2 separate regions of the Homo sapiens genome follow, and region 1 is linked to region 2. A link is a loop called in an ENCODE intact Hi-C map of the cell type or tissue named here. Cell type or tissue: stomach. All regions are shown on one strand. Each heading gives the region's core, and the rest is flanking DNA. Links, peaks and the distances in the headings are about the cores only. Region 1 has its middle 37 kb from the start of SYTL4. Region 2 has its middle 80 kb from the start of TNMD.

What was found. Peaks named below come from ENCODE experiments on the same cell type or tissue, not always from the same donor. Only the 100,000 strongest peaks of a DNase experiment are listed, where the experiment ranks them.
Region 1: it touches region 2 in a loop (4-fold over the local background); 32 of 110 quality-filtered maps call a loop at or near these places.

The regions. Positions count from the first base shown.
Region 1 is chrX:100,767,263-100,770,188 of GRCh38, forward strand. No RefSeq gene overlaps it. Among named protein-coding and RNA genes, the nearest start is that of SYTL4, 37 kb to the left of the region's middle. RefSeq lists an enhancer at 1,478-1,772. In stomach, for the core only: a CTCF peak has its summit at 1,664 (motif pointing left); a DNase peak (open chromatin) is centred at 1,649.
Region 2 is chrX:100,503,532-100,506,457 of GRCh38, forward strand. No RefSeq gene overlaps it. Among named protein-coding and RNA genes, the nearest start is that of TNMD, 80 kb to the right of the region's middle. In stomach, for the core only: no CTCF peak of the experiment used is centred there; no DNase peak of the experiment used is centred there.

The DNA of each region.
Region 1 (2,926 bases), core at 326-2,825, 260 kb after region 2:
TTCAGTGCCTCTTTCAGCAAAGGAAGTTAAAACCAGGTGCTGTGAGTGCACATCTGATACTTGGTTCTTATGAAGGTGCTTTTTCTGTGTAGATAGTTGTTGAACTGGTGTACTTGCAGGGGGGATGATTGGTGGAGTCTTCTATTCTTCCATTTTGCTCCACCTCCCTCCTCTGATCTCTATAGGTATTTTCTTTGTGGTTGCCATTGTAATTACATAAAACAGCTTAAAGTTATAACAATCTATTTTGAACTTATAACAACTTAATTTCATGACACAAAATATCTCTTTAATATTGCATACCATTAACATAGATTTAAAATTACCTTTTCTGCTCTTGTTTTTAAATGCTAGATAAGATTTTTAAAGTGATTTATGTATCTACATTAAAATACTACCTACAGGATTCTACATTTATCTACATATTAACCTTTACCAAGGAATTTTATATTTTTGTATGGTTTCACATTGCTGTTTATTGTCTTTTTTCTTCAACTTGACAGACTTTCTTCAGCATTTCTTATAGGACAGGTCTAGTGTGATTAACTCCCTCAGCTTTTGTTTATCTCAGAAACTCTTCATTTTGCCTCCATTTTTGAAGGACAGTTTTGCCAGATATAATATTATTGAGTAGCAGTTTTTTATTTCAGAATTTTGAATACATCAGTTCTATCCTGCAAGGTTTCTGCTGAAAAATCTGTTGACGATCTATTAGAAGCGCACTTTTAAATGACAAGTTGTTTTTCTTTTGCTGCTTACAAGATTCTCTCTTTGCCTGTGACTTTTTATAGTTTGATTATAATGTGCCTCAGTATAGGTCTCTCTATATTTATCCTAGTTGAATTTCTTTGAGCTTCTTGAATATGTATGTCTTTCTCTCCTCTGATATGGGAAGTTTTCAGCCATTAGTTCTTCAAACAGTTCTTCAAATTCTCTGCTCCTTCCTCTTTTTTTTCCCCCTCAAGGACTCCCATAATGCATATATTGTTACATTTGAGAGTGTCCCATAAGTCCTTTAGGCTCTGTTCAGTTTTATTCATTCTTTTGTTCTTTTGGCTCCTCTGTCTAGATAATTTCAATTTCCTGTCTTCAAGTTCACTGATTTGTTCTATCTGGTCAAATCTGCTGTTGGACTTCTATAGTGAGGTTTTCAATTCAGTTATTGTATTCTTCAGTTTCAGAATTTCTGTTTGGCTCTTCTTCATGGTTTTTATATCTGTTGATATTCTCATTTTGTTCATTTTCCTGATTTTATTTAGTTGTCTGTCTGTACTCTCTTTTAATTCACATTGAGCATCCTTATGGTGGTTATTTTTAAATTCTTCCTCTGGTAATTCACTTATCTTACTTCTTTAGGGACAGTTTCTGAATATTAACGTTCTTTTGTTGGGTCATGTTTCCTTGTTTCTTTGTATGCCTTGTTATCATCTGTTGGGACTTCATTCACGAAACAGCCACCTATTGCAGTCTTTGGAGTCTGGTTTCATACAGGGAGGACTTTCTCCAATTAGATCAACTAGAGTTCTGGAGACATATAAAGCTTTCTAAGGATCCTTCCTGTCTGGGCTTTTGTATGTTAAGCTCCCAGTTGAACTTTACTGGCTTCTACTCAGGAGCCCCACCTGGTGTCTATCTGTAGTACTGCAGCCTCGCTGGTGGTTTAATAAGACATAGCACTGGAGCGCCGCCTAGTGTCTATCTGTGATAATGCACTCTGGTGCACATTTAACTCTCTTTTTCTCAGCAGCCCCCAACCTGGCACCCCATTCTTATCAGTACTTAGCTTTAGCAAGACAGACACTAGTCCCATGGGAAGCCACCGCCCCCACTCCAGAAAAGTTAGAATGTTGGATATATTTTCCATTCTTCTTTCCCTACTCAGGGAGACTTTCCCAACTCAGGGAGTTGGGAGTTCTTTCCCAATCATGCCCGCTATTTTGGAAGAAAGGGCTCTGGCAAATGAATGTCGTGTTTTCTTTGTTACCACACTTCAATTTGGTTGGCTTCACACTAGCCTGTGATGCAGAAACTTATTTATTTATTTATTTATTATTTTAAGATCTGGGATACATGTGCAGAACGTGCAGGTTACATAGGCATACATGTGCCATAGTGGCTTGCTGCACCCATCAACGGTCATCTAGGTTTTAAGTCCGGCATGCATTAAGTATTTGTCCTAATGCTCTCCCTCCCCTTGACCCCCATCCCCCGACAGGCCCCAGTGTGTGATGTTCCCCTCCCTGTGTCCATGTGTTCTCGTTGTTCAACTCCCACTTATGAGTGAGAGCGTGCGGTGTTTGGTTTTCTGTTCCTGCGTTAGTTTGCTGACAGTGATGGTTTCCAGCTTCATCCATGTCCCTGCAAAGGACATGAACTCATTCTTTTTCATGGCTGCATAGTATTCTATGGTGTATATGTGCCACATTTTCTTTATCCAGTCTATCATTGATGGGCATTTGGGTTGGTTCCAAGTCTTTGCTATTGTAAATAGTGCTGCAATAAACATACGTGTGCATGTGTCTTTATAGTAGGATGATTTCTAATCCTTTGGGTATATACCCAGTAATGGGATTGCTGGGTCAAATGGTATTTCTGGTTCTAGATCCTTGAGGAATCACCACACAGTCTTCCACAATTGTTGAACTAATTTACACTCCTGCCAACAGTGTAAAAGCGTTCTTATTTCTCCACATCCTCTCTAGCATCTGTTGTTTCCTGACTTTTTAATAATCGCCTTTCTAACTGGCATGAGATGGTATCTCATTGTGGTTTTCATTTGCATCTCTCTAATAGCCACTGATGATGAGCATTTTTTATATGTTTGTTGGTCACATAAATGTCTTCTTTTGAGAAGTGTCTGTTCATATCCTTTGCCCACTTTTTGATGGGGTTGTTTTTTTCTTGTAAATTTGTTTAAGTTCCTTGT
Region 2 (2,926 bases), core at 191-2,690:
CATAAGGATGGAAAACCCAAGCAGAGCACAGTGATCTTGCTGATTTAGGAGACAGAGATCTGAGTCCAGGTAGGCCAAGACAGCTATAATTTGCGGGGCAGGGTATAAGAGAGGAGGGAGTTATGCAAAGAAAGAATTCCAAAATTTGGCATGGGGCTCCCTTGAGTCTTTGCTGAATACTGAGCTGTGCATACATAGAGTGAAACTCCCATGAGGATAGGCAAAGAACAACTGCTGAAGAGCTGTAAGCTGAACAATTCCCAGAGCTCAACCAGGACAGGGAAATGTTTGATTTCCAATCAGCCAGAGTGAAGAAATGTTGAGTACCCAGGAATTTGAGTTGAGACCCCAAAATGATCACGCATTCGTAGTAGGGCTATCCTAGTCCTAGACTAGAGTGAAAGCTACCCTAGACCTACTGTAACAAAGCTTATAAACAAGCCTTAAAAGTTTGAACCTGACATGAAAATGACTTAAATGCCTGCTAAACAAAACTCAACATTCTTTAAAGTAAGACAACAAAATTCAGGCACTCAACAACAAAACATTCACAATATCCAGCATCTAATTAAAACTACTAGACAAGCAAAGAAACAGGAAAATATGACCTATAAACAGAAAAAAAAATTAGATGACAGAAAAAAACAGAAAGTGTAGAATTAACAGACAAAAATTTAGAAAAGCTATTAAAATATGTTCAAGGGTTCAAAATAAAACATAAACATAATGAGGAAAGAAATGGAAATAATTTTAAAAGAACCAAATAAAACTACTAGAGCTAAAAATATATTTGAAATAGAAACTTTACTGATTAGGATTAACAACAGATTAGACACTGCAGAAAATGAGTAAACTTGAAGACATAGCAATAGAAAGTATCCAAATTGAAACACAAAAAGAAAAAAAGTATGAAAAAATGAGAACTAGAGCCTCAGTGATATGTGGGACAATATCAAGTGGTCTCACTCATATATAATTGAAGGCCCAGAATGGGGATTTAGAGAAAACATTTGAAGAAATAATGACTAAAATTTTCAAAATTTGATGATAACTATAAATCCACAGATTCAAAAAGTTCAACCAACTCCAAGCAGTATAAACACAAAGAGAACCACACCAAGGCACATCATAATCAAGCTGCTAAAAACTAATGACAAAGAAAGAATCTTGGCTGGGCGTGGTGGCTCATGCCTGTAATCCCAGCACTTTGGGAGGCTGAGGCGGGCGGATCACCTAAGGTCGGGAGTTGGAGACCAGCCTGACCAACATGCAGAAACCCCATCTCTACCAAAAATACAATATTAGCTGGGCGTGGTGGTGCATGCCTGTAATCCCAGCTACTCGGGAGGCTGAGTCAGGAGAATCGCTTGAACCCGGGAGGCAGAAGTTGCGGTGATCCGATTTCACGCCATTGCACTCCAGCCTGGGCAACAAGAGCGAAACTCTGTCTCAAAATAAAAAGTCTTAAATGCAGCCAAAGGAAAACAAAGAACAGTTTAGGTATAAGGGAACAAAGACAAGGATTAACCCTGACTTATCAGAAACAATGTAAACTGGAAAGCAATGGAGAGACATCAAAGTAGTGTGATGGTTAATACTGAGTGTCAACTTGCTTGGATTGAAGGATGCAAAGTATTGATCCTGGGTGTGTCTGTGAGGGTGTTGCCAAAGAAGATTGACATTTGAGTCAGTGGGCTGAGAAAGGCAGACCCACCCTTAATCTGGGTAGGCACCATCTAATCAGCTGCCAGCATGGCTAGAATATAAACCAGGCAGAAAAATGTGAAAAGATTATACTGGCCTAGCCTCCCAGCCTACATCTTTCTCCTGTGATGGATGCTTCCTGCCCTTGAACATTGGACTCCAAGTTCCTCAGTTTTGGGACTCTGACTGGTTCTCCTTGCTCCTCAGCTTGCAGACGGCCTATTGTGGGACCTTCTGATCATGTGAGTTAATACTTAATAAACTCCCCTTTATATACACACACATACACACACACACACACACACACACACACATATATATATGTCCTATTAGTTCTGTCCCTCTAGAGAACCCTGACTAATACAAGTAGTGAAAGGAAAAAAAAAAAAAACTGTTAACCTAGAATGCTATATCAAAGGAGGAAAAAACCTTCCAAAATAAAAGCTAATTACATACCTTGTCAGTCAAACCAAACCAAACCTGAGAGAATTTTTTGCCAGCAAACCTGCACAAAAAGAAATGTTATACCCAATGCCCAGATATTGGTTTCTAATTTCATTCTGCAACACAAGGGACCAGGGCTCCTCGGAGAAATGGCTGACTCTAGGACTGGGGCTATGAATATACAAGATGAGCCTGGAGCATTGCATAGTACCAGAAAGTAAGAAAATGCTAAAAAATAAAAATGATAGGGGTATGCCAAAGGGACACAGCAATCAACTGAAAGAGGTCCCAAAGACCAAAATTGGAACAATTTGAATAAGAAAATAAATAAAACTGTGTGGGATTATAACTAAAAATATAAAATAAATATTCATGAGTCCTTACTGATGTAAACAAATAATTTAGTAAACAAATAAATGAGGGAGAATAGAGAAACCTCCCATACAAAAGAATTATAAATAATTTATGTGGATACTTCCCTCTCAAGGAGGTAGAGCATAACTCCCCACTCCTGAAATGTGGTCTGTACATAATGACTTCCTTCCAAAGAGTACAGTATGAAAAAGAGAGGAAAAGAGCAACTTTATGGTGGAAAAACTTGAAAACTACTACCTCAGCCAAGGGATCAAGGTTGACATCACTAATAAGCAGTCATGCTGATATCATGTGCCACTGATATAATATGATGAGAATGGCACTTTACCTCTGTGGTCTTTTTTCCAAGAACATACAACCCCAGTCTAATCCTGAGGAAAACATCACACAAACCCAAATAGAG